7 separate regions of the Mus musculus genome follow, and all the other regions are linked to region 7. Evidence: chromatin loops called from intact Hi-C (ENCODE). Cell type or tissue: heart. All regions are shown on one strand.

The links. Peaks named below come from ENCODE experiments on the same cell type or tissue, not always from the same donor. Only the 100,000 strongest peaks of a DNase experiment are listed, where the experiment ranks them.
Region 1: it touches region 7 in a loop (2.6-fold over the local background); 8 of 42 quality-filtered maps call a loop at or near these places.
Region 2: it touches region 7 in a loop (2.8-fold over the local background); 8 of 42 quality-filtered maps call a loop at or near these places.
Region 3: a loop joins it to region 7, with 3 times the contacts of the local background. A loop is called at or near these places in 8 of 42 quality-filtered maps.
Region 4: a loop joins it to region 7, with 2.4 times the contacts of the local background. A loop is called at or near these places in 4 of 42 quality-filtered maps.
Region 5: it touches region 7 in a loop (2.3-fold over the local background); 9 of 42 quality-filtered maps call a loop at or near these places.
Region 6: it touches region 7 in a loop (3-fold over the local background); 7 of 42 quality-filtered maps call a loop at or near these places.

What each region holds. Positions count from the first base shown.
Region 1 is chr10:116,462,103-116,466,102 of GRCm38, forward strand. All of the region lies in intron 1 of Kcnmb4 (potassium large conductance calcium-activated channel, subfamily M, beta member 4), which reads right to left. Among named protein-coding and RNA genes, the nearest start is that of Kcnmb4os2, 9.1 kb to the right of the region's middle. In heart, a CTCF peak has its summit at 1,829; no DNase peak of the experiment used is centred here.
Region 2 is chr10:116,197,047-116,201,046 of GRCm38, forward strand. The region is part of intron 6 of Ptprr (protein tyrosine phosphatase, receptor type, R); the gene reads left to right. Among named protein-coding and RNA genes, the nearest start is that of Taf7l2, 85 kb to the left of the region's middle. In heart, CTCF peaks have their summits at 477 (motif pointing left) and 2,179 (motif pointing right); no DNase peak of the experiment used is centred here; H3K4me3 peaks cover 435 bases.
Region 3 is chr10:116,206,270-116,210,269 of GRCm38, forward strand. The region is part of intron 6 of Ptprr (protein tyrosine phosphatase, receptor type, R); the gene reads left to right. Among named protein-coding and RNA genes, the nearest start is that of Ptprb, 93 kb to the right of the region's middle. In heart, CTCF peaks have their summits at 1,951 (motif pointing right) and 2,159; DNase peaks (open chromatin) are centred at 342, 1,922 and 2,632; H3K4me3 peaks cover 438 bases; H3K27ac peaks cover 567 bases.
Region 4 is chr10:116,579,989-116,583,988 of GRCm38, forward strand. Cnot2 (CCR4-NOT transcription complex, subunit 2) reads right to left here and starts at 1,523. Exons shown (of 16, transcript NM_001037846.3): 1 at 1,465-1,523. In heart, no CTCF peak of the experiment used is centred here; DNase peaks (open chromatin) are centred at 1,523, 1,793 and 3,073; H3K4me3 peaks cover 3,225 bases; H3K27ac peaks cover 2,103 bases.
Region 5 is chr10:116,470,428-116,474,427 of GRCm38, forward strand. Kcnmb4 (potassium large conductance calcium-activated channel, subfamily M, beta member 4) reads right to left here and starts at 3,096. Exons shown (of 3, transcript NM_021452.1): 1 at 2,759-3,096. The coding sequence starts at 3,094. It overlaps Kcnmb4os2 (potassium large conductance calcium-activated channel, subfamily M, beta member 4, opposite strand 2), which reads left to right and starts at 2,736. Exons shown (of 3, transcript NR_130644.1): 1 at 2,736-3,960. In heart, no CTCF peak of the experiment used is centred here; no DNase peak of the experiment used is centred here; H3K4me3 peaks cover 2,494 bases; H3K27ac peaks cover 1,724 bases.
Region 6 is chr10:116,529,498-116,533,497 of GRCm38, forward strand. All of the region lies in intron 2 of Cnot2 (CCR4-NOT transcription complex, subunit 2), which reads right to left. Among named protein-coding and RNA genes, the nearest start is that of Gm31593, 23 kb to the left of the region's middle. In heart, a CTCF peak has its summit at 1,775 (motif pointing right); no DNase peak of the experiment used is centred here.
Region 7 is chr10:116,847,368-116,851,367 of GRCm38, forward strand. Myrfl (myelin regulatory factor-like) reads right to left here. Exons shown (of 25, transcript NM_001033333.3): 3 at 2,000-2,067; 4 at 1,658-1,901; 5 at 909-1,000. Among named protein-coding and RNA genes, the nearest start is that of Myrfl, 48 kb to the right of the region's middle. In heart, no CTCF peak of the experiment used is centred here; a DNase peak (open chromatin) is centred at 1,584.

The DNA.
Region 1 (4,000 bases), 390 kb before region 7:
TGATTTTAAATTAAATGTCTCGTTTTGGCTGGCTTATGCAAATAAAATTTCCAAGTAAATTATGCATTGTAATTTAGATGACGATGATAACGATGATGATGACGACAACGACCATGATGTGTATGTATGATCTATGTGGGGACATGAACATGCTACAAGTGTGCCTGTAAAGGTCAGAGGGCAACTTCTGCAAGGCAGGCCTCTCCTTTACTAAGGGATGCTGGGATTGACTGCAGATGCTCAGGCTCCTGCAGCTTCCACCTGCCGAGCCATCTCACCAGACCCCAAGTAATTCTTACTGAGTTGCTGCTTTTAAATAATTTTTCCCCCAAAACAACAGGTCAGTTTTAGGATCATCTGCTGAATAAGATATCCTTACAACTTATGCAAAACGCTGAAATTTGCAAAACAAAATAGTAATTCCTTTGTGTGTTAATGGCTTCATTAAAATGCAATCCACCTACTATTCAATTCATCCATTTAATGTGTCCAATTTAATGATTTTTAGTCATTCAGAGAGGCAACTATCACTACAATCAGTTTAAAAACATTTATTATTATGCCAAAGACACCTCTATCCATTAATTATCATAATGAGTTCTCTTATGTCTCCACGAACTCACTTTCAGTCAATAAATCAGAGTACGGATTTCAATATTAAAAACATTAACGCGTGGCCTTCAGTGGTTTAGTAGCTGATCGTTTCTTGTTCGTCTGTTGGGGGTTCATTTCCTTATTTGAAAAAGAAATGATACAAATTAAAGGATCTCGGTGGATGTTTCTTTCGGTACAACTTACAGAAAGGGTAAAGATAATTCCAATATGCATGTGTTGCCATGGTGACCAGCGAGGACACTCTACACCCCGAAGCTCAGCTCCCCTCATTACTGTGTCCCACGGGAAGCTTGTCAAGGTGACACTCACTCCATGCTGACTTCAGGGACTCTGCACTGTGCACAAGTTGGTTTTGTGGTCTTGGAGTTCTTTGGTGGATTTCCACTACTCACTCGGGTGATGAGTCTTACTGAAGTCACACAAGTGGGGAGCGTGTTTGTCTAGGGTTTGGCTTGTGACCTTCCCATTGTGGCTGACTCAGACTTCCTCCAAGGGTATCATACACTTGTGATCCCACTCTCTTGGTCGTCACAGTCCGGTTCCTTGATATCCTGAAGGAAGACTTGGTTACCTCCCTAGTCTGAACCTTCAAAGCAATTCTACCTCCTCATAACAGGCTGAGAGGAAGGGTTTGGCAAAGTCCTTCAAAGCCACATCAGCAAAGCCCAAGTCATAAAATACAGATCTATCTATCTATCTATCTATCTATCTACCTACCTACCTACCTATCTATCTATGTGTGTATACACACACACACACACACACACATACACATACATGAACTCTATTTGGTTGTTCCCACTTTGTTCCTTTTGTTAGTATGGCACATGTCTCTTTCTTCACTTTTACTCTCAATATCCCTGCTTAAAAAAAAAAAAAAAGTGTTACTCCTAAAACTATAATATATTTGATTTTGATGTTCCTGAATTACAATCCCTGTCTTTTAACTGGGGTATTTGGTCCATTTACAGTTAATACATATTCTTAAACACATACACATAAACATGTTTAATTCCTATTTAGAAATTTTGTTCTACAGATTTACATTCCTTTCTTGTCTTTGGATTCCGGGACTTGTGCATGCTTAGCAAGCAACTACACAGCAGCCTATAAATCTTTTTTTTTCTTTTTTTTTTCTATGCGCTATGGTTGGATTTGACCATGGGACTTGGGTGGAATCGAGGCTGAGACCAGAGCATGAGCATTTCTGTCCAGCCCACAGATGGCGCTGATGCTGCTTGAATGCTGGCCACACTTCGAAAAATGGCGGCTTGGAAGATGAAACAGACCATACATGAAGGGACTGGTGACAGGGTCCTAAAGAAAATTAAAGCGAAAGAGAACTGTATTTGGGACTGGAGAGACAGCTCAGGAAAGAGTCTCCTGTTGCCCCAGCGGACACCAGGTGAAGGTTTCATCATCCGCATGCCCAAGGCACTAATGAGATGAGTCACCCTTTATATGGGACCACATGGTATTAGAGCACAAAGTAACAGGGACCTTTGTGGGAACCTAATGTTCTGGATTCTGCAAACACATAAACTAATTTGAATTCATTCATCGACAAAAATAGAAACAAAATTACAAACGCTGTGATTTGCAATGATAACGGGTTATTTTTAAAGAAAGGAAGAGGGCACTACTACAAAATCAAATTTACAAATTCTTGCAAACTGGTTTATGTCCTAGAGAACACCTAACGCACAGAATGAGAAATGGTTAGAAACATATGTAATATGAAACACCATTCTGTTCACTGTTTTCCTGTGAGTAATTATGTTAATTGTAATATAAATGTGCTGTTGATCTAGGAACTCATCTGGTTATGCAATTCTGCTAAAGGCTGAAGAAATTTCAACCCAGGGGAAATAAAACTTGACATCTTCATTCATGAAAGAGAACAACATCAACAACAACAACAAAAAAAGCATTTTAAATAAATGTGTCAAAATCGCCCCAAAATCTTTACAGTTCTGAAGTGTTTGTGATTTTAAAAAAATGCAACAAAACCATCCAAGATATAAAAATGGAAATAGAAACAATAAAGAAATCACAAAGGGAGACAGCCCTCGGATTAGAAAATCTAGGAAAGAGATCAGGAGTAATACAGGCAAGCATCACCAACAGAATACAAGAGGTAGAAGAGAGAATCTCAGGGGCAGAAGATACCATAGAAAACATTGACACAACAGTCAAAGAAAATGCAAAAAGCAAAAAGCTCTTAACCCAAAACATCCAGGAAATCCAGGACAGAATTAAAAGACTAAACATAAGGATAATAGGTATAGAAGAGAGCGAAGATTCCCAACTTAAAAGGGCCAGTAAATATCTTCAATAAAATTATAGAAGAAAACATCCCTAACCTAAAGAAAGAGATGACCATGAACATATAAGAAGCCTACAGAACTCCAAATAGACTGGTCTAGAAAAGAAATTCCTCCTGTCACATAATAATCAAAACAACAAATGCACTAACCAAAGAATATTAAAAGCAGTACGGGAAAAGGGTCAACTAACATATAAAGGCAGACCTATCAGAATTACACCAGACTTCTCTAGCTTCTATGAAAGCTAGAAGGTCCTGGGCAGATGTCATACAGACCCTAAGAGAACACAAATGTCAGCCCAGGCTACTATACCCAGCCAACCTCTCAATTACCATAGACAGAGAAAAGAAGATATTCTATGACAAAACCAAATATACACAGTATCTTTCCACAAATCCAGCCCTACAAAGGATAATAGATGGAAAACACCAACACAAGGAGGGAAACTACACCCTAGAAAAAAAGCAAGAAAGTAATCTTTCAACAAACCTAAAAGAAGATAGCCACACAAACATAATTCCACCTCTAACAACAAAAATAACAGAAAGTAACAATCGCTTTTCCTTAATATCTTTGAACATCAATGGACTCAATTCCCCAATGAAAAGACATAGATTAACAGACTGGATATGTAACCAGGACCCAGCATTTTGCTGCATTCAGGAAATGCACCTCAGTGACAAAGACAGACACTGCCTCAGAGTAAAAGGCTGGAAAACAATTTTCCAATAAAATGGTCCCAAGAAACAAGCTGGAGTAACCATTCTAATATCAAATAAAATCAACTTTCTACCAAAAGTTATCAAAAAAAGATATGGAAGGACACTTCATACTGGTCAAAGGAAAAATCTACCAAGATGAACTCTCAATTCTGAACATCTATGCTCCAAATGCAAGGGTACCCACATCCATAAAAGAAACTGTGCCAAAGCTCAAACACATTGCACCTCGCACAATAATAGTGGGAGACTTCAACACCCCAATCTCAGCAATGTACAGATCATGGAAACACCAACTAAACAGAGACACAGTGACGCTAACAAAAGTTATGAACCAAA
Region 2 (4,000 bases), 650 kb before region 7:
GCAGGCGCAGACAGTTCCCAGGGAAAGCCTAGCATACTATTTGGAGAGAGCAGCTCTGAATCTTAGATACTGAGTCAGGGTTTTCCTGGCAGGCAGGCTCTCACCCAAGGCGCTGTTTGAAATGTGTCATACGGCTCGGAATACAATTGTGTGCATCCCACAGGCTACCTGAACGTCGCTTGTCTCTGGAGGGAGGCACCCTCCCGCTCTCAGTAGATTTCCTTGGGCTTGGGCCCATGACCTCCGTTTAACAGAACATCCCAAAATGATGTATCATCAAAGGCAGGTAACTTGAGCCAAATTAAGTTAGTTTGAAACCGGTTGCCTTCTTTTGTATGTGTGAATATATTATAAATTAAAGTGCTGTCCCGTTTAGCAAGACCTCACGCCGGGAGAGGCATAGGGGCCAGAGATTCTCAAATCAGTTTCTGTGCTTAGGGCCAGGTTCATTTGAATCCAATATAGAGAAATATTGCCCTCTAGTGGAGGCAGCTTATTGATTCATTTGCCACCTAATTGTGAAATTGTGAATTGGGAAAACTGAATTTTACTTTTTTTCCATATTATTAAAAATATTTGTCCTTAATCCTAGCACTTGGGAGGCAGAGGCAGGTGGATTTCTGAGTTCAAGGCCAGCCTGGTCTACAGAGTGAGTTCCAGGACAGCCAGAGCTACACAGAGAAACCCTGTCTCGGATGGGGGGGGGGGGGATCCATACAATGTATCTGTATTATGGTTTCCCTTCCCTCTACTGCTCCCAGTCCCCCCCCCCCCCACACACACACACCTCCCCTCCTCTTCAGGTCCCTCCCCCCTTTCTGTGCCTTGCAAAGGACCTGTAGGAAAACAAATTTAAAAAGAAAGGGAGGAAGAGGGAGGGAGGGAGGGGAGGGAGGAGAGAGGAGGAGGAGGGGGATGCCAAGACACAACATTATGAAAGTGGGAATTTCCAAAAATGCAATTGAGTTAGTTTTGCATGTCCGCTGGGTGCACAGCCTAACCTGAAGAGTAGTTTCTCCAGCGAGACTCCCTTTGAGAAACCTAATGCTTTATTTGAAGCGGTTATCAGCTGTAGATAGCTTCTGTGTTAAGGATGGGACACATCTGCCTCTTCTTTCACCTCCAGGACCCCATCGCAGCCCTGTGCAGGCCTCTGCCTCTGCGTGTTCAGATGGGTTTAGTAGGCCCTGTCTCCTTGGTGTCCTCTGTCCCCTCTAGATCTTAGGCTCTTTCTGCCTCCTCTTCCACGGGGTTTCCTGAGCTCTGAGGGGAGGGTTTGCATGAAGGGATCCCACTTAGGGCCGAGCATCCCAAGGGCCCTCACTCTCTGCACACCGTCTGGCCCTGTTCACCCAGTTCTTGAGCAGAGAGCTTTATCATCTTGGTCTACTGATGGTGGCTTTTTCAACTGCCAGGGTTCTATGCAAGAGTCTAAATCAGCTCGTTTAAATCAGCTTGTAGAGTACATCACTTGAACTCTGGGTATATGCTATGATGTTCTCCCTCCTCGGTGAGTTATTGGGGGCAGAGCAATAGACATAGTCCAGCCAAAAAATTGGAGAAAAGGGGTGTTCTGTGCTTAGCCATATGTGGTAAAGTGAATTTGCTCTCAGATAAATTGTTAAAAAGTAGAAAGCATATGTATGCACTAAGGCACTGAGCGTACAAAAAGGAGAGAGAGATGGATCTGAAGGTTTGGGTTTGGGTTTTCTTAGCAGGGGTGTTTTAGGGTTTTTTTTGTTTGTTTGTTTGTTTGTTTTTTTGTTTTTTTGTTTTTTTCTTATTGTTGGCTTAGTTTGGGCAAATTCAATTTAGGAGTTTGGTTAAAAGAGATTTTGGAAGCATATGCACAGAGGTAAGTTCATAATTATTACTTCCTCTGTCCTGAATGGAAAACCTTTGAGAGCAGCAAAGGAACAAGAGATCTTTTTGCTAAATACGTTTTTCAGTTTATTTGTTTGTTTGTTTGTTTGTTTGTTTATTCACTTTACATCCCAATCGCTGCCCCCTCCCTTTCTCCCTTCCACAATCCCTGCCCCCATCTCCCCTCCCCTTCTCTTCTGAGAAGGTGGAGCCTCCCTCCGCCCCCCAGGCTATGTTCTAAATTAAGTATTTTTTGAGCATGGGTGACTTTGAGTTTTCTAATTTAGATGTGTAGTTCTCTATATGACCTGTAGGTGGCGCACTCAAACAGCGGTCCTCCTCAAAGTAACAATAAGGCCCCTTTGCTACAGTCCCAAGGTTGGTTTTACAAAGCTAGAGTGATCCCAGTAAAGGCTGAGGAGGGCTGCCTTGGGAAACCCTTTATACACTACATCAATGCTCATCTCTCTGGAATTACTATGTTTTATTTTCGATGCCACCCAGGACTTTTATAGCCTCAGGGTGGCCGTTTGTACATAAAGTCAAATAGTATTGTCATGCAAAGAACTTCAGAATAGTAATAATGAATATAATCATGAAGACATGGCTTAAATGTAATTATGTTTTTCAAAGTCACTACCCCTCATAAAGCACTGAACTGTATAGTTTATTAAACTGAGTCGTAAGCTTCCTAGGGGTAGAGGCCCATCTGCCTAGTGTTCAGTCATGCCCATATGCTTTCCTGATCTTTTATTGCCTTGTATACACTGGACTTCCCTAAATACAGTCTCCATTCCCCGTTCTCTCTTGCCACTGACCCTCAGATAAGACGGAGCAGTAGTTCAGAAGCAGGTGGCTATAATTTCAGAACTCAGAGCTTTGCCAGGCATGGCACCAAGTTCCTAGAATCTCATGTAGAAGAAGCTGGAGGAAAGGTGCCATGGTGAGTTACAGACCAGCTGGGTTATAACAGACCTTGTCTTAAACAAAACAGGACCAAAAAGCCTCACAGCTTGTTTTAAATGCAACATTAGCTGAGATGACCTTTAGAGTAGCCATTCCCAAGCCTGTTCTAACAGGCTTGGGGAAACTTTGTAAACTTTTTCATAGTCTAAGCAGAATGTTAAGGCCTAATAGAGTTTATAGGGGGGAAAAAAAAAGATTGAATGGCGTCTGGACCAGGAATTTAGTCTCATACATCCGGAGGAACATCTGGGAGGAAGAAGAGGAGATCCATCTCACCCATGTAGACATCTGTGCAGTTTGCCTGCCCTGCTCAGGGGTTCCAAGTGTGTGGATCCAACCAAGTGTAGATCAGCATGTGTGGGGGAAGGAATGATGGCACCCGTGCCAAACATGCACAGATGTTTTTCCTGTTCCTACCCATTAAATACTACAACAGTACCCATGGCATCCACATTGTAGTAGGTGCTATATATAAACAAGCAGTGACTTGAACCATACGGAAGGATGCCTTGGGTCACATGCAGGAGCAGCACCAGCTCACTAACGGTGTGTGGTCCTCTGATGGTGCGGGCATCTGCTTGGATCTGAGATCTGATCCTTTGCAGAGACTTGGGGATGATTATACATATGGATGCACACACACACATTGCATTTAAATATATACATCAAAACCCACATGTAAAGGCATGCATGTCTAAATGTCTGCATATATACATTAATATTGATCTGTTTTTCTGTATTTAAATTATTCTTTTTATGGGCTGGAGAGATGGCTCAGAGGTTAAGAGCACTGACTGTTCTTCCAGAGATCCTGAGTTCAATTCCCAGCAACCACATGGTGGCTCACAACCATCTGTAATGGGATCCAATGCCTTCCTCTGGTGTGTCTGAAGAAGACAGCTACAGTGTGTGTTTGTGTGTGTGTGTGTGTGTGTGTGTGTGTAATTTTTTGTAAATGTTCTCTTTGGGAACTGTGGTCTCCATGATCTTGGTCCAAGTCACAGAAAGGGTCTTACAACAACAACCTAGCACTGAGAGACCCCTGGTGTGAAGACAGTAGTCACGACCAAACCAGAAGCAGAGCTCTGGAAATCAAATGACTCAGACTGTACCAATCAAAAGACTTTGGGTGATTTTTCACAAATGCGATTGATCTAGACTCCACAATACC
Region 3 (4,000 bases), 640 kb before region 7:
ATCTCCAAATACCCCACAGAAAATGCTGGTTTCCAGAACGTAACGAATAAATCAACTCCTAATTGTAAGCGTGTATAATAAAATCAAGTGAGCTGACCTTCCCAACCCTAAAAGTAAACTTCTCTGGAGTCTCCGTTTTCAAACTTGGGAGTTTATGTCTCCATAAAATAGAAAAGTTGAAAACTCCCAGCAGGCTTCCAAGATGTTTTCAGAATTACTTTAAAGATAATGATATTAACAGGCACGTCTAATTTTATGATGGGGATCGTGAGAAATGTGTGTCTAAGATGAACGAAGGTGACATTGAGATAAACCTAAAAAGGGCAGGTATGTTGGACCGGACGGGCCTTTCCTGTTCCTAAAATGTCTTGTGCTTTTACACAGGAAACATATTCGTATTCACCCGAGGCCAGTGTCAGGCCTAGGCACAAGATCGCAAAGTACCCTGGGTAGTGGTAGTGAGAAGACAGGAAAGTGCGTAGGAAGGTGTCCTTGGTGGATCCTGCACGGGGTAAATTTTCCAAAGATGCTATGCTCGTTCATCCATCCAGGGATGGATTATCTGGGGAACAAACCATTCATTTGTTCCTATTTCTCAGTACTTTTTTCCACCCCAGTCTTTAGAGGCATCTAAAGCCAGAGTTGATTCAGGCTATGGAGTCACTGGAGAATCCTATCTAGTGCTCCTCAGTGAAGCCTTGCCGACTGAAGGCTCTCCACAGATACCCTTCCTAGATGAGTTCATCCAGAGGATGTGAGTTGCCCTGTCCATTTGCTTGTATATAGCAGTATACTACTCAGACAAGTAAAATAATAAATGTTTCATGCCTGGGAAAACGTCGCCATGTGTTTCTGAATTTGGAAGAACCATAACCCTGGTTTTAATGACAGCCAAGATCATCCCAAGACATACAATAAATACTTGTAAGCAGTCAGACTACATGCAATTTGCTGCAGTCATCTAAGGATGCTGAAAAGCTAGCATGTGCTCCCTCCGCATGTAAACACACACACACACACACAGACAGACACACGTTCGCACGCTCCCATGCTCGCTCACTCCCATGCTCGCTTGCACGCATGCACCCACGCTCGCTCGCACGCTTGCACACTCCTATTAGTTCCTCTTCTGATTTGCCTGAGAATTTCTGTGAACAGGAGCAATCTGCAGTGTACCTGTTCTTCTTGCCCAGGGCTCCATCGACCATGAGGAGGAGCATGCGCAGAGGGTGGCTTACAATGGCAGTGCCCCAAGTGAGATGCCATGTCCCGTGGGTGTTATATATTCCTGGCCAGCAATTTCATACTGTATAATGTTGATCAACCGGCAGACCAAAACCGTTCCATTGGTCTCCCCTGTATCGTTCTCACCCCTAAAGTTGAGAGCCTTAGGACTTTTGACAGAAGTTACCAAATAATAAAAGATTTTGTATAGCCAGGCTACAGAGACCATACATGTGTGCAATAGGTTTCTTTCAAGAAATGTGTTATGACCAGTGTTTTTTTAAATATAGTTTATGCAATATATACTCTTTAAAAAAAACAAATATTAACTTCTCTTGGTGTGCTTAGGATAAAAAGAAGTTAGACTGAATCTGTATAGATGCTCTTGCTGACCAGTGACTTCCCAAATCTGACCTTTGACTTTCAGGAAGTCACGTTGTTTGGGATCTACTAGAGAGCAAGGAAATACAACCCTTTGTTGAGCATATTCAAATATATAAGAACATCTCAAGGCCTAGTTTTAGTACTACAGAAAATGCCCCAGAACAACAAAAGAACCGTAACTGGGCTCCATGTGCAGAGGGAGCACTAGAAGTGTGCACTAGGAAAGCCTTGTGTGCCCATGTCTGTGTGCATTACACAGATAGTATCATTTCCTCAGTGTATCTTATGAACGAACTTAGATTTTATTATCTGTGCTGCCTTTCTGCCTACCACCTATAGGTGGCGCCAGTGAGCCACACAGACAGCGGGAGACCCAGAGCCACTTTTTTTTTTCTTTTGTTTTAAAGAACATTAAAGCAGCTGTTTTTCTGCCATCAAAAACCCTACCTGAGACATTTGTAACCCTTCTAAGATTTAAAGCCAAATAAAATAAACAAGGATCAAGGGCCCTATAAGGATTTCAAGGCCGGAAAGGAGCCACCAAAAAGCTCTCCTCCCATTTGTCCCTAATTGACATCCAGAGGGGGCACTGCACTGGTTCAGACCCAAATGCACCAAGCAGGGCTTCCTACTTAAGCCTGCAGCCCCTAAGACTGTCATTCGGCATCCCTGAGAAGGGTTCTGACCGTTCCTTCACTGTGTTCTATGCGGTGCTTGGACGTCTCTGAGCTGCTCAGTCTAAAAAAAAAAAAGACTTCTGCCCTCTTCTCTCTATAGAAAAATATGCAATTTAGTGGGAGATGGGGGTTATAGGTTAGTTTAGGACTCAAACTGAAAAGAACTTTCTCCACGAAGCACAATTGCATTGGAGAAAGACACTCCAAGAAAAGATGCAGCCCGACACCCCAGGACTTCACATTGGTGAACCCTGGATTCCAGTAACCCCGAGGCCTTATCGAGGACAGCCTGGGGGTAAATTGGCAGTACATTAGAAAGCCTGATTAGGAGAGGGAAGGCGAGCGACGTGGGTCTCACGTCAGCTGTTTCCCTCCACAGGATACTGGGTGATTCCTGTCCTGGCCAGATACTGATTACTTAAAGCTCAGCCCAAGAGTTCTTGTCAAAAATGATTTCCGTAGTGTATTTTGACTTGCTTAGGTCTGAAGAACTTTTGGAATTTGTTAGGTGTGGAGCTGAAGTCCAGGAACTGGCCTGTGGCATTCCCTTAATGAGCTCTGTCCCTCTGAACAGACTGTCCTAAGCATTTCAGTTGTTTTTTTTTTTTTTTAATTTTTTTTTTATTGAGTTCACACTTTTCTGCATGTCCTCATCTGACACAGGGGCTTGGATAGAAAATGTGTCTTTGATACATTTTCTTTGATACATTTGATACATTGCTTTGATAGACTTTGATAACTCAGATACATGGAAGCAAAAAAAAAAAAAGTCCAAAAGTCACATTTCCTATTTTATTTTAATATATACAAACTGATATGAATATGTTCCATCGACAGATTCAAGTCCCTCATCATTATAAAACTTTAGGGATTTGTCTGCATTTCGCCCTGTTTACAATAGAGAAAAACCGTAAGGATTTAGATTGCCGAAGACTGTTGCTGAAACGAAAGCATCGTTGTCTTCATAAAATAGTCACAACCCATAACAATAAGGCTTAAAAAGCAGATGCCTTCATATATAAAGCAGGTGGACCATAAAGACATTTTTTATTTCATCTTTAAGTGTGTGTGTGTGTGTGTCTGTCTGTCTGTCTGTGTGTGTGTGTGTGTTTGTGTGTGTGTGTGTGTTTGTGTGTCTGTATGTATGTGTGTGTGTGTGTTTGTGTGTGTATATGTGTGTAGTATACACAATGCAATACCCCATGCTGGTGTTGAGACAGCCCTTCTATGCTCGCCTCACACGGCATTCCAATGCCTACATTATCTAGCTCACCTTGTCTCAACAATAAAGGGTGCACCAGCTCACATCACCAGATATGAAGGGCAAGCAATAAGAGGTCTTGAGAGCGATACTACAGTCGTGTAGCTATGGTTATAGTGCACTGATATTTGTTAGTTATTACTGATCTCTTACTATGCCTAACTTATTAGTTATAGATTATGAAGGTCAATTTGATTTGCTAATATACTGGTTTGAATGTTGATTTCATCCAAAACACTCTCATGTAAATACTCCCAATAGCTAAAGTAGTGCACATCTGTGTCTCAGTCCTGACGGCACATAAAGGTATTTGCCACCACAGAAAACCAGATGACAACTGAGATAGAAGGAAATCACTATAAATCATGTGTTTGATAAAGATCTACTGTCTATCATATGTAAAGAGCTTTAGAACTAAAAAAGAAGGCAAGGCAAGTTAAAATTAAGCAAAAAT
Region 4 (4,000 bases), 270 kb before region 7:
CACTTATTTGGAAAGGGAAATCTATAGGAACACGATTCCATCTCCCTAAAACTTCTCACTATAGAGAGTAATAGAAAATGTATTCAGTTTTGAACATTAAGTGTGTCCCTTGTGAACAGATCTGGTTAACGTTCTACCATTTGCCAATAATCTAAGGATCATATTGCTGTATTTTATTAGGAACTGTCCAGATGATTAAAGAGAAATCTTTGACTAAGGATTTAATGAAAATGAAGCAAAACACTCTTAACACTTGTCTTCCCAGATGTTGAAAAGTGGAGATGTCCCCCTAGGATTTCCAAGAAAGTACCTATGTGTAAGATTTATTTATTTTTATTTTCTTTTGGAGGTAAAAGCGTACTGATTGGATCTAACGTAAATGCAAATAACAAAACCTTAGAAATAATTTTACAAAAATAAAATTACAATTAGATTTCCCGAAGGGCCTACAGATAACAAGAATTATAAGCTTTTCTCCTAAGCAAACAGTACCTCAATTAAGAACTACCGGGTTTCTTTTAACCCAACTTATTTCTTCTATGAAACTTTGAAGTGAAGACCTAAAACAAAACGGCAAAAGGTAGAGGGGGCCCGGCGGAAGTAGAAACCAGGGCTTGCAACTTCACAAGAGTGGCTCGGGTTCCTCCTCCGCCGCCCCAGGACCATCGGAACTCAAGAGGCTACACCACTAGAGAGGCTTCCCACTCCAGGCACGGGGGCAGAAGCAGCATCTGAGTTTCTCTCTCGCCTTTCCACCTTGCAAGAAAGGCCCCTTCGGTATAGCTCAGGGCCTGGAGGCTCCCGAGGCCCGTTAGCCAGTGCGATGTCCCCATCTTACACAAACAAACAAATAAAAAAAAAAAAAGAAAGAAAGAAAAGAAAACCACACAAGTGGCGGAGGATGCGCGTGTATGGCCAGAAACGTAAAGCTTCAAGGACCAGCAGCTGCTGGGAACGTGGCAGGCAGGAGCCGTGTCCAGTGGCCGGGGCTCCTGGATGCTGCTGCCGCCGCCACCGCCGCCGCTGCCTTCTCTCCTAGCCCAGGAAGCAGCACGGCGGCAGCGGCTGCTCCGCGCCGGCGGGAGCCGGGGAAGCCCCGCGGCGGGCAGCGGGGGCCCGGGCCTAAGCTCCGGAGCGGCTGCGGCTGCGGTAGCTGCGGTGGTGGCGGCGGTGGCGGCCCGAGCACGGCGACGCTTTACGTCCCGTCCACCCCGCCACACACCCCCTCCCTCCTCCAGCGCCGCCACCCCCTCCCCGCCCGCCCGCCCGCCCGCTCCGCTCTTCCCTCTCTCGATTGGAGCCGAGACAAAAGCAACGGGAAGCGGCGGGCCGGGACGCTACCCGCGGACCCCGGGCGCGACCGGACCAGCCCCGAGGCATTCCCCCGCCTTGAGGGGGCCCCCAATCCGCCTCCCCCGCCGCGTGCCCCGCCGCCAGACTTCCGAAAATTGGCCAAAAACTCACCGCATGAATTTTCTTGTCCCGCGGATCCAAGATGGCGACGTATCCACCGCGGAGGCTGCTGGGAGCAAGACCTTTACCCTCTGACCCCCGCCGTGACCCCCGTCGCTCCGACTCCGCTCGAAGGCGGCGGCGACGGCGGCTGCAGCAGCAGAAGCCGGCGAGCGAGCGAGGCTCGCCGAATGGACGGAACGCCGCCCGTACGCCAGTCGACCGTGAGAAGCACAACGCTCGCCTGGAGCCTTCCCGGGCTTCCGCCGCCTCCCGCGGAAGGTGCGGCGCTGTCTTGTGGCGGTGACCGAGGAGAGTGGGGCCTGGGCGGCCTCTCCGGGCTCCCGAAGCCAGACCGCCGCCACGCCGGGAGCTGCTGCGGCCACGCCTGGAGCTGCGGCCTGGGGTCCGAGCGAGCGGGCGAGCGCGGCCTCGGGGGCGGGGAGAAGCCGAGGGTGGCGTGGGTCCGCCCACCGGGGGACGCGCAGCGTGTTTGTGTTTGTGTTTTCCTCGGACACCCCGCCCCCGAGCACCTCCTGCGGGCTGTCCCCGGGCTGTCCCCAGCCTGCTGCGCGGCGCGGTGCGGTGCGGTGCCTGCGGTGCTTCGGTCCTCCCACCGCCCCGCTGCCTGCGCTACCTGGGTGCGCTCCCCCAGACACCCGCCGCACGCCGCCCGCACCTCCCGAGCAGTGAGTTCCCCTCCGCTGGAACCTAGGCGTTTGATCGCCGCCCCCTCTTCCTTTTCATGCTCCCCTTTTTTTTACCTGCCCCCCCCCCCCCCGGTCTAAACCTGGTGAGAGGAAGTAAGGGGGAAGCGTGTTTTTAAAGCACTGCCGGGAGTACTTAATCTAACCGAACGGTGTTTGTGGCACTTTATTTAGTTCCCGCCCGGCGCGCCCTTGGTAAACCTTAGTGACCAGCTGGCTCATCCACTAGACCTTTTGAAAATACGGTGGCTGTGGTTGGGAACTAAAGTGTTTTGCTCTCCAAAGCCGGACTGTCCCTGAAAGTGAAATTACTTTTTATTGCTGTAATACTCTTAGTTTACACCTTTGAACATCCACAAACTTCGTGTTTTACGGTTACTTAACTTGCTAAAAAGCCTCTTTGTGCTTTGAAGTTGCGAGTTTCATAACGTATCGCTGTTCATGTTTGAGTGGTAGAGCTTACTAATGCGGATTACTACTCATTTGAAGTAAATAAAGTTTCTGCTGTAGTTTAATAAATTACCTCCTTCCAGCCCGCCAGTCTATATAGTTAGATATAGATTCTGTGATAAACGGAAGCGATATATATTTTTATCATAGAAAGCTAAAGGCAAGAAATAGGATACAATAGCCTACGGTGAAATTAAAAGTACCTTTGTCATGGTTTTGAAAGTAATTTGACATAGCAGATATGCAGTATCAGCAGATATGCAAATTTGTTTAAATGCGGACAGGAACTGGTGTAGCCAGTAGAAAAAAAAGGTTTATTTTGCTAGGTTGTTCATTTCATTAAATACTCCTTTTCACCGTTTTGTGTTTTGTTGGTTTTTCACTTTAGGGAAATTCAAGAAGGAACAACACAGTCCTACATGGCCCCTCCCCCAACCGTGCCTTCCTGTCTCGTCTGCTTTCTCTTCCTCTCAAGTTAGCATCTACTGCCATAAGGTAGTGTGTTCAAAGACTGGCTACTCTAGGCGTGTGCAGCTCATGTGCGTGAATGCATGCAATGCAGAGCACCTTAATCTGGCTGCTCGTTATTGGGAGCCCTTAATGTGTATGTAGTAGCATTATCACATTAAGTAACATTAAATATTCTAATTCATTACTCTTCTTACGTATATTAACTTAAAAACACATTTTTGTCAAAATTTAAACATTGCTGTCACTGGGGAAGGTCTGAGAGTATTGCTATGCTTGGACTTTACCAGGTGAGATAAGACCATTTTCTTAATTAATGTGTGGAACAGGGATGCTAGGAAAAACTCCATGAACGTCCTAGCATTTGCTAAAGGCTGTATTGATGGCTCAACGTGACGATGTATGCACTCAATAAAAGATGTATGCACTCAATAAAAATCTTAAATCATCCTGTCGCACCGAAAACTTCTTTTCAGGGCATAATTTCACAGATCTTTATATCTAGCACATGGAAAGCAGAGACAGGCCAATCTCTGAGTTCCAGATCAGCCTGGTCTGCATAGCTAGTTGCAGATGACACAGGAATATATATATATATGTATATATATATATATATATATACATATATATATATATATATATATATACACACACACATACATATATATTAATACCTTGTAAAAACAAAATGACTTCATCTTCAAAGCCAGACATAGTGACATTTGTTGTAACCTATTACTGTGGAGACTTAGGCATGAGAGTCAATCAAAATTTGAGGCTAACCTGAACAACATATTCTATAAGATCTGTCTCCAATAAAACAGCTTCATAACAGTTGTTAATAATGATCATAGTTATCCAATTTGTCTTAAAAATATTTTTGATAGTGAACAGGTCTAATAATTTTGTTACTTTTGCTTGAA
Region 5 (4,000 bases), 380 kb before region 7:
ACAGCGTAGCTGAGGACCAGAGCACTCGGCACCCACCATTCTGAGTCACAGAGGTGATGCAATGCTGGGGCAGCAGCAAGAGGACGCTAACACCGGAACGTAGACTGGGCTATGGGTGATCCATCAGCTCCTTTATCAAGTCCCTGCCTGATCCGAATACTGTGCCATGAAACACAGTGATCCCCTGAGATAACAAGGATTTGATGAAAAACGTAAAGAAACTGAGCAGAGCATAACGATACTCTAAAGGCCAGCACTTGCCTCACAGTCAACGGCTCAACCAGCTGTACATTTGGACCATCTGTCCCCTCCCTGCCTTGGGCTGTATGTAATACTTTGAGCACAGGCCCAGGAGAAGATGCTTGCTCTATGTAGATGAGAGGTGGTTCCCTAACAGTTTCTTGGGATGCCTGGGTTTGGAGAGAATGTGAGAAGCAGATGGAAGACGAAAGGAACAGACTGGAAAATTAAAAGTAAGTAAGGGAGGGCATAGCTCAGCGTAGCCGATATGCAACAGGACTGGGCAGTGGGATTGTCTAGGCGCAAGGACGCCACAGAAACTCAATCTTCTTACGAGTCTGACCCTAACATGGTGTTTCGGTGCACTGAGATTTTTCCATTACTAAAGTGCTTACAAAAATTTCCAAATTGAACATCTAATTGGGGGAAAAAAAAGTGATGTTTGTTCTATAAATACTACAATACATCACAATTTGGACAAAGAGATGCGTATTTGGCAGAGGAAATCTTGCATAAATTGATGGAAAGGTCATTTATCACCCTTCCGGACCATTAAAGATGTCATTTTTTCCCAGTTCTGACCACTTCGATTTTTGTTTGATACTTCTTCAACTATTGATAAGTTCTTAACTGGCATGGGGGGGGGGGGATAAGATTATTTGCAAGTGGAGAGAGAGAGAGAATTTTAATATTACATAAAACATTGTGATTGCTTCCAAGTTATTTAAGAATCGATGTCCTAATGATTCCAACTTATCCCTGTTGCCAGAATCCTGCAAAACTGCCTGGAAACTTTGGTTGACTTCTGTGGTAAATCCTAACTTGTCTACACCAAAATTAGATATTAACCATACAAGTTAGAATTTACCTTGTAAGAATGTATATGCACATATATGTATGTATGTATACACATATACATATGTATACACACACACACATATATAATTGATTAAACGACTATCTCAAAAATAATTAGCAGTGTTTCACCAACTATGACTACACCTGTATGGCAAACTACAGAGCACCTTCCAAATCACTAAGTTACTACTTGACACCTTTCTTAGATATTTTTCACTTAATTCTGATTTTTACAATGCTTTCTCAAAGCCACCAGACCTCTTATTAAATTCTCAAGCACTATGCAGATTAACCCACATCTGTTTTTGAGACCGATCACTTCGGCAAGACCTTGGTCCTTAGAGACTGGATTCCAAATGTTCACGTCTACACTTACTGTTCTTGGATTAGCTCCATTTTTAAAAGCAAACGAGCCTCCGTGCACTAGCGGGAGACTTTTCCATTGAGGAGTCCATCATATGTTCAAAGACTAGTTTCTTCTAACTTTCCAAATAAGTGAGTTACGCCCGAGTTTCTCTGCACAGCGGTAGTGATCTTGTTTAAAATAATGAATTCCGATTAATCTATCTGGTCACATTTAAGAGAACATGTTCCTGCACGCACAGGACTCATTTTCTTTGGAATGATTTCTGCTTGTCTTCCAGCACAGCCCCCAGGAAGTACAAGGACTCAGTAACTTGAATATATATACACACCTTCAGCTGGCAGCAGAAAGGAACACAGGCATCAAAGAACCCTCCTGCAGAAGCAGGCACACTGCAAGGCTCAATTAGTTCACGGACTGGGGACACAGCTTTTTATAAGTGCTTTCCTACCCCGGGGAAGTTTTCTGAGTCTCCCTCTCTGCTCTCCAGAGGCTAGAAAGTCCTAACCAGGTTTTATCTATTTTTTTCCCTCTTTTTTTTTTTTTTTCCTCCCCTGTAACAACAAAAGAAGTTGTCAGGAAACCGCTGCTTGGTATATGTCATCAAGGGCTTTCTATTTTCGGTAAGTTGTTCTCCTACTTACTCCTTAGTTACAGCTTCTCATTGTGCCCAAACACTCAGAGTGGTTAGGACCCTTCAGCCTCCACCACCAGCACCAAGCAAACCAACCCGACCTCATCAGAATCTCTTCTTGGATTCCTCCTGATGGCTGTTGACCCCACCCTCACCATCCCAAGTCTATCTGTAGACCTCAAGTTAAAAACTTCAGTTTAGAACTAAAATTCAAAAGTCACTTAAGATACTTTCCAGAAGCGAAGAGACCCCTTTAACCTCTCAAAGAAGGGAGTTCTTGAGCCCCATAGAAGCTCAGGCCATATACTGGAGTACCTGGGTCCTGGGCTATCCCATGGCTACATTGGAAGGAAAAGTTAACTTTCTTTGCTCCTTGAGTTTAGGCAACCCCTTCCCGCAGGCGCTGGACCTGGGGTGGTCCGGAGCTCAAAAAAATCTAAGAACAGAAAAGATCTGTTTGCAGAGAGGCTCGCGTACCACCGCCCAGTAGGCAAACACACCCCGAGGTCTGGAGCCCTGGGCTCCAGGGATGCGTGCATGCACCTCATGCCTCCCTCGCATCAACTCCGAGCGAGGACAGTGCACTCGATTCTTCCCCTGGGGTCTAACCGGGACGTTGGCCCCGAACCTGCACTGTTAGGCGGGAGCTCCCGCGCGCTTACCTTGGGGTTGGTCAGGAGCTGGTGCTGGTCGCTGTGTAGCAGCGCCCTGGAGTTGGACTCGGAGTTGTTCACGTACACCTGGACGCAGGGATACTGCGAGGTGCCCCTGCAGTCGGTGCCACAGGTGAAGGTGCACTCGAACACCTCGCCGATCTGCTGCACCGACAGCACGGTGCAGTTGGCCGCCGTGGCTTGCAGATCCTGCAAGGCGGGACTGAGCCAGCAGAAGCCGAAGATGAAGAGCGACAGGATGCCGGAGACGATGAGGAACAAGCCGAGCCGGATGCTCTTGTCTTCGGCTTCCGTGTACTCGTAAGACACCCTGAGCTTCGCCATCGCCCCCCACTCTCCACGGCTGGCGCGCTCCCCGCCCCCTCCCGCCCCCGGCGCCGAGCTCAACCGCCTCGGGCGGGAGGAGCCGCCGCCGCCGCCGCGCGACAGCAGGGGAGTGGGCGGCGAGGGGGCGCGCGCGAGAACAAAGGGGCCGAGGCCGGCGACGCCCCCGGCGGCGGCGACGGCGCTGCCCGAGGCCGGGCTCCCGGGTGCCACCGCCGCCTCACAGCGTCCGGCACCCCGGGGCTCCCCGAGCCCGCCCCCGCCCCCGCGCGCTCCGCGCCCCGCGCCCGCCTCCCCGCGCGCGCCGCCCGCCTGCCATCGCCGCGGCCGAGCGCCCGGCGCCCCGACGCTGGGAGCGACTGGGCTGCTGAGCCCTGGCTCCGCGTTGAGCGAGGCTGCTCCTCCCCGCCCTGGGCGCCGCCGCCCCGCCCCGCCCCGCGCCGCGCCCCGCAGCTCCCGTGGGCGAGCACCCGGGCCGCCGCGAGCTGCTCTCGGAATCCTCGCCAGATGCAACCTGGAGAGATGGCGGAGACGGTCGAGGCGAACGCTTAGCACCGAGGGAGCGTGGCTGGGGAGAAAGTTAAAAGAGAGAAAAAAAAAATTTTTTTAAGTGGGGGAGGATGGCGTGAGCGTGCGAAGCGGGAATCTTCAAACTCCGATCCGGGGAGCTGCGGGGCAGCAGGCGCACCGGCAAAGGGAGCTCCGGTGGCGGCGAGCGACAGAGGGCACCGGCGCGGACGCGGGGGGATGCCCACAGGCGAGCGGCCGGGAGCCGGAGGTCCCCGCGGATCCCACGCCGCCACCGGGACCGTGCAGGCTAACACGATTGGAGCCTTGAGCGTCGGTGGACTTTCCTGGAAAAATAGGTGCCAGACAGCGGGAACGACCCCTAGGGGGTGGACGCAA
Region 6 (4,000 bases), 320 kb before region 7:
ACATTACAAATCTACTTAAAACTGTCTTTACAGGACCTTTGCTAATGAGCTCTACTTCTGAGAAAGAGTAAACATGGGTAACAGCATGTAGCACACATAGCTCAACATCCAGGTTAAACTTATACTCATGAATGAATTAAAATAATACACGGTCAACTTTGTTGTGAAATGTTTTACATAATATCATTAAGGCCAGTTCTAAATTCCTAAAATTCCTGGAATTCCTAAAATTCCAAAACTGAAATTATATAGAATAAATCACCCTAATACCATGAAAATAAAATGTCTCCCATAAAATGCAGGAATGCATATTTCCTACCAATTCTGCCTTTTCTCAACTGAGTACAGGGGTCGGGTATAAAGGGAGACAAGTGGGGCAGAGGGAGAAGAGAAGGGAAAAGCACATGTCACCGAGAAGACTGACCGCTGACGGGACTTCACTAACAGCAAACTAACAACAATCACCGCTGAACCCTGCCGAGAGTTAGGCTCAGGGATGACGAGCTTCTCATCCATGGCAGAATACAAAGGGGACGGGGTATTATTTTTCTTAAAGCTAGATTTATTTTAAAGAACAGGTGGGCCTTCATTCTACACATGAGGGACCAGGATAGCAAAATGTTTTTTTACAATGAGTAAGCATAGTAAAAATGGAAAGAAAAAAAAAAGGAGGGAAAATAAAAAGCCACAGGGCAATGCTTATAGAAAGAGCCCTCAATACAGAGACAAATCCCTCTGGGGTATGACTGATGTATTATAGGCTGCATTCCATACTGTGTGGAATTTAAGTAATCCACCAGTAAGCCACTATATAGCAAATAGAACGCTGGAAGCCTGCAGACTTTCTATTTTATCTATGTGAGATGGAAAAATCAAGAGTTCTGGTATCTGAAGAGGCTCAGAAGAGTGATATAACTTACCATATGTTTACAACTGATCCTGAGTTGTGTGTGAAAATGGACTGTGTGAGGATGGAAGGGGAGGAGGAGTTAGGAAAGTGGTGATGCAGGACGATGGTTAAGGCTACAAAGGAGGCAGATGTGGTGAGAGATGATGGGATAAAAGATGACTGAATACTCTGAAGAAGAGCAGATAAGGATAAGTGGATACGTGTAACATTAAAAAGAAAAATATTTTTTTCTGCAGAGAATAAGGGGAATCTAGAAACCACACTCTGTCAATGAAAAAGTGTGTGTGTCAATGTTATAATGAAACGCCTCACTATACTGTATAAATAAAAAGTAAATTTTGTAAGTATTTTTAAAAAAAAATAGTTTAAATTAAGTAACATTTCCTCTTTATATCAGAAACAAGGATTGCTACATTCTTTGATCAAGGACTTACACTACAAACTGACTGACTTCTTGAATCTCAGACCAGATTATAAAATGCACAAACATTCCCCTAGGAATGATGTTATATACCAAAATGTAATATTCCTCATATGGGAGACATTGAATCAAAACATTTTCATCATTCCTTTGACTTAATAAGTTATATATTTTTAAAAGCACACAGATAGGTTAGCTTATACTAAATTTTCTCTACCAAGCTCATTCTTCAAAAAGAATTCTTTGTCTCAGAAAGTACAGAGAACTACGCTGGGGCAGAATGGAGGCGCTAAGCTGGCGTGGATGTCCAACTGTACTATGCTATTACTTAGGAGGGCACAGTACCCAATTCACATTCCTGGGATAGTCTTTTTTTTTTTTTTTTTTTTAGATTTATTTTATTTATAAGAGTAGAGTGTAGCTGTCTTCAGACATACCAGAAGAGGGCATCAGATCCTATTATAAATGTTTGAGAGTCACCATGTGGTTGATGGGAATTGAACTTGGGACTTCTGCATGAGCAGTCAGTGCTCTTAACCTCTGAGCCATCTCTCAAATCCCTTCCTGTGGTATTCTTAGTATTTTACATGCACTAATTCAAAGCCAGCCTCAGTAAGTCTGCATAATTATAAAATTTTTTTGAAAACTCTTCAAGTTTAGATAATCTAACCAACAATTTCAGAGACAACATTATCTAAGGAAGACTATGATGGAGAAAAGGGGTGGTGGCAAGGCTCTAAGGTTTTTAAATGGTGGGGAAAATAACACTATAATACTCTGTAAATTTTTTGTTTGTTTGCTTGTTTGTTGTTGTTGTTTTTCGAGACAGGGTTTCTCTGTGTAGCCCTGGCTGTCCTGGAACTCACTCTGTAGACCAGGCTGGCCTCGAACTCAAGAGATCTGCCTGCCTCTGCGCTACCATTGCTCGGCTTACTTTGTAAATTTAACTTGAAAATACACTTGTGGCTTCATATAGAACCAGAAGCAAGAGCTGGAAATAGAAAAAGTAGGATGGCCTAGGTGTAGCTATATCCAAAGAATAACAATACTGAGCAAACAGCCTGCCTTCCATCAAGAGCTCTGGGACCACTCTTCCCTGAGATCCAGAGGACGCAAATGCTGGACTGGGTGTGACTGATCCCTGAGAAAAGATCATCTCAGGACTAAGGGATTCTTTCCTGGTAACAAATACAGAATGATTCCAAAACCTTTCTCAAATCTTAACGGAAGGTTCTAGCATTTGTATTCCCAAAGTATAACTTCATCAATGGAGACAAATTTAAAACTGATGCACCAACTCATGATCTTCCATTTTCTCTTCACATCCAGCATGTCTTGCTTTTATGGTACCAGGGCTTTCTAACTGACTGCTTTTTTCCTTCCTACATGTATCTTAGTTAATGTTCAAGAAACTACATGCATTCTGAAAAACCCTACTTGACGAATGACAAAGCTTGAATAAAAGCTGTAGTCTTGAACAAGCTGACAATCTGGTTAGACACATTTGTGAATGAACTAGGAAATTCAAATACAAGGTCATAAGCCTGTCTAAGGAAACGTGAATGAGTGCAATGCCTGAACAAACCCTTAACCAATTATAGTAAAGTGGGAGAAGAGCAGCTTCAGAGACAAACCCCTAGGAGAAAGCTCAGCAGGGAGAGACCTGGGAAACACAGCTTTCGATTCCTGCAGGTGTTGCAGCACACAGAATTCCAAGCCGTGGGAGACAGAAGCAGGAAGTTCTGGGATTGATCTAGGCCAGCTTTGGATACATGAAGCTTAACTCAAAAACAGCACCCCCCCCCCCTCAAAAAAAAAACCCACAAATTCCAAGCCAAACAAAACCCTTTCTCTATGGCAAGCAGAACAGGTTCTGAGGAAAGTGCTGGGTGAGAAAAGCAGGCCCTCCAGTGCCAGGTCAACAGGGCAGAGTACAGGTAACGACAGCACGAATTCCTCCTGCCTCTGTGATCTCAGCAACTAGTCTACACTACTCAAACTCCAAACACTTACTTACTCTAAGCATCTACAACGTCAACAGTTTTCTCTCTGCTGTAGTCTACTAGCACAAGGTACTCCAACAGCATCCAAACAGGTATTTATCTATTTGTTCTTCATTCTCCTTAAATCTACTTTCCTCCATCTAAGCAATTTAAATGAAAATTTATGTTCATGAATCTGATCAAATTTCTTCAACAAATAAATAAGCTCTGTAATCAATCTCTCTGACCTCTCTTCAAAAAAGTCTTCCCTCCCACCATTACACTATGGGCAAACCTTCAGTTGCTCAAATTCCTTTCTACCCCAGCCTCTGTACACGTGGCTGGCTGTCAAGTGTTCTTGCCCACTGCTCACTCACTCTTCTTTGAAATTTTAATGCTAAATTACAAGGTCTGCTCTTCTTAATCAGTAAAAAGAAAGCACGTTATCTATTATAACCCTAATTGTAAAATGACTCTTTTCTCAGCTCTGATTCAGGAAAAGCCAGGTGGTGCTCATATCTAACCCCTAGCATTTTAGAGGCAGAGGCAGTTGGAGCTCTAAGTCTGAGCAGCCTGGTTGGTTTATACGGCAAGTTGCTGTATAGCTGGGGCTACGCAGTGAAGACCTGTTGCAAACAAGCAAAGCTTATTTGTACCATCATTACAATGCAAAGCTAGCAAACAGTT
Region 7 (4,000 bases):
AACTTGAATAGAACTGATGTCCATGCTATCCTAACATGACCGCTCTCAGAGATGACCACATTTGGGACTTGGCTAAGAGGGTGATGTCATTGTCTTTACACAACCACAAACAACAAAGCCACGTACAGACTCGTCAATGCCTGAAACCAGTGGTCTCTGAAAGAGTCCTCTCCTACCACAGGGTTAGTTAAGGCAAAGCGACCTCAGCTGATAAGAAGCAGCAGCCCCTCCTCTCAGAACATGCATCGTGAGAGCTTGGGAACAGGAACAGGAGGAACCCCTGGGTTTCTCACAAAACCGACTCCCAGAACGTGGGATTTATACACTGAATTTGGGGCACGATTCACACTGCACACATTTGAATGTTTCTAGTAGCATGCAGGATTGGCCTAGAGTATTATCCCTTCTCCTAAAAATTCCAGCAGTTCACCTTCAGATTCCAAAGGACCAAGCAAGCTTTTGCCAACACCATCCCTTTGAGCTCAAAACAAATGCACTACATGTTATATAAGATAATGCACATGTAGATACATACACCCGACCTATACTTGAACACAAGAAAGTTACAGAAGGTGACAAGAAAACAGGCAGCCAATTGGCTCTTGGAAGCTCTGTTTATACCATTTCCCTGGGTTGGAGCCAGTCTGTCTGAGACATGTTTCTCCTAAAAGAGGAAGCATTTTACCTGAATGGGAGAGACAGAGCAGCAGGTGCCCCGGGGGCACCTGTGTGACTGAGCTGCAGGAAAGATACATCAATGGGACTGGAATACAGTCCCAAAGCCTATTGTTTGTCTTCTATGAGAGGGAACACAGCTGTGTGGAGCTGCTGAGAGTCAGGTCAAAAGCCTTCACCCGACAGCCAAGGCTTTCATGCCTTGACTTTGTCACAAACCCACACTCGCTCACTTGGTCTGAAGTAGTGGGCCCATGAACTACAGTCCCACGAGTCCTCTTGTATCTGCGAGTGCTTTCTCTTCTTTGTCGGGGGTAACGAGGATCTAAAAGTTGAGAAACAGAAAGGTTAGTTAGCCACTTGGCTCGTTGCACGAGAGCAAACTTGAGTTCCCCAGACCTTTGCTCTCTGATTTCCCAAGTCTAATTCCAGTTCTCTAAGGTCTCTCGGGCGCTACTGTTCTAAAATGTAGTCTTTCTATAGACAACCAATGGAAGATCCACCTGCCTGAAAGGTATAGTGTCAAAGCAGAGGAGACACGGACTGAACATGCAGGTGTACGTTTTACATCTATGAGTTCTCTTCGCACAGAACCTGATCACTTTCACAGATGGCCCTGGCTTTGCAGAGAAGGAAGAATAGAGGTCAGAAAGAGGAAAGAAGAAAAAGAAACCTTGATTGACAGTTATCTAAGACCCAACTCAAACTGCCCTGCGGTCCTCTGCTGGAAGCAGCCTAAGCAAGCGGTGCTTCATCCCGCCACCTGGGGTTGTTATACATATTCCTGACATGTTAACTTTTTGTTAGGTGAGGACCGTGAATGGAGATTTTTAGTGAAGACTGTCTAAATCAGGAACAGAGGTCCTCATGGTCCCTTTGTACGCCTCCACACTGCCACCTGCTGGACAGGCTGCCGTGGTCCCTTCTGGCACTCCAGCTGTGGATGCTGAAGTGATTCCAAACTAAATATCTTATGCTTTACCCAGGAACGTGGCACAAAGGCTGCTGGTGGAAAGAGCAACTCGTCCCCAACCGGGAGGGCCCCGTTTGGTGCCGGCAGGTGGCGGGGTGACTGGATTCCGGGTAGCCGTTCTGAAAACTGCTGTGGGTTTGGCCAGCCATGCTCTGGGATGGATGCTCAGGCAGGGGCCCGGGTGCTGTGGTGGAGTGGAGAAAAGCAGCTGGGATCCTCCCTGCCGGAGGTCTCGGGGTCCTGCAGCATGCGCCTGCAGGGGAAGACAGGAGAGACAGGTACCTCTCATTCTCACTGCCGAGACCTGAGTCAACCATACATGCAAGGTGCTATGTGGATGGACTCACTCACCTTTGACCTGTGGAGGAGAGCGTGGGTCGGATGCAGAGTAAGGTGGGGTGTCAGGGAGCTGCCGTTGCCTGGGGATCAGAAATATTGCTTTTCTTTTTGTTCTGTTTTAGTTTCATCTCCTGTTTTAGTCACTGACAGGAGGCAACCCCCCGTGGGCAGCACTCAGGGAGGAAAGCTAAACTCAGACTGTGCCATGTGATGGGGTTGGGCTTCAAGTACCAGTTTTCTCTTCTCCTCTCTAGACCCCTGACCCCACACCACACACACACACACACACACACACACACACACACACACACAGAAATCATTGCCACACCCTCTCCAGAGAGGATTTGTGAGACTTATGGAAATGTCCACAAAGCCTGAGCTGCAACGCTCCAAACTTATGTACACTGGAGAGGTAAATGTTGTCACTGAAGCAAGCAACGGTCTTCCATTCATGTAGGTGTGGGCGTGTCCCAAGAGCTCTTGGAAGTGACTCAAGGGTTCCAGAAAAGGAACATCATAAAAGTTTGTTTTCATCTGTCACCATTTGGGGGCTTGGAGGAGTTAAGGAGGGGGAGGGGTGATGGAGAGGCAGTGGGGTTAGGATATAATGACACATCTGTATGAAAATGTCATTATGATGTCCACCACTTTGTATGCTAAGTTTAAAAGGTAAATTTTTAAACAGAGATTTTTTTAATTAAGTTTTATCTTCAAACTGGCTCTTTAAAGTTTATTTGCTCTCTATTAACCAGAAAGAGAGAATATATATCAATCTTTATCAGTATAAAGAAATACAGAGGTATGAACGCTAAAAGTTTTAGAGTACCCTAGGCTAGACCAGCACAAACTGAATTTCAGCAATACAGTGGAAGCAGAGATTGGATGGCAGGCTGAGTTAACAGAGACTGCCTGGATCTGGCACAGAGGGCATCCAGACTTGACAGGGAGACCGTCCATCAAACAAAACTCAGGACACTAAAGTCGCCTCAAGCTTCAAGCTTAGAAGACGGGTAGAGTTGGAAACAGGATAGGATGTAGGTAGAAGGAACATCTAGGCCCTTGGGTAAGCCCCCTGTCTTAGTTAGGGTTTCTTTTCCTGGACAAACATCATGACCAAGAAGCAAGTTGGAGAGGAAAGGATTTATTCACCTTACACTTCCACACTGCTGTTCATCACCAAAGGAAGTCAGGACTGGAACTCAAGCAGGGCAGGAAGCAGGAGCTGATGCAGAGGCCACTTACTGGCTTGCTTCCCCTGGCTTGCTCAGCTTGCCTTCCTATAGAACCCAGGACTACCAGCCCAGGGATGGCGCCACCCACAATGGGCCCTCCCCCCTTGGTCACCAACCAAGAAAATGCCCCACAGCTGGATCTCATGGAGGCACTTCCCCAACTGAAGCTCCTTTTTCTGTGATAACTCCAGCTTGTGTCAAGTTGACACATGAAATCAGCCAGTACACCCCCATTGGTCACTCCAAAGCTGAGAAGGTTTGTTTTCTGAGGAAATGAAGCCAGGAAGACTGTAGTACAGATGACCAGTCACAACTCAGCCTGCCAGCATGAACACGGAAGGATGCATCACAAATCTAAATACTGACACTGGGGACAGACCTCTGTGGGAGAGAGCTTGCTTAGCATGTGTTAGGGACTGAGTTCAATCCTCAGCACTGCAGAAGAAAGAGAAATCTCAGTGCTGAACTGTCGGGCCCTTCCTCAACTCCACTCTGCATACATCTAAGCAGATTTTAACACAAGTGAGAAACGGGAGTATTATTCCCAAGGAACAGTGAATGAGCTGTGGGTAAGGAGGGGGCATGTCCTTTTAATGATATATGATGAAGAAATTGTGTGTGTGTGTGTGAGTGTGTATGTGTGTGTGAGTGTGTGTGTGAGTGTGTGTGTGAGTGTGTGTGTGTGTGTAGACACATACATACTTGTGTAGGCCATAAGAAGGTGTCAGATTCTTTGGAGCTGGAGTTACAGGTAGATACAGGCTGCCACATGTAGATGTTA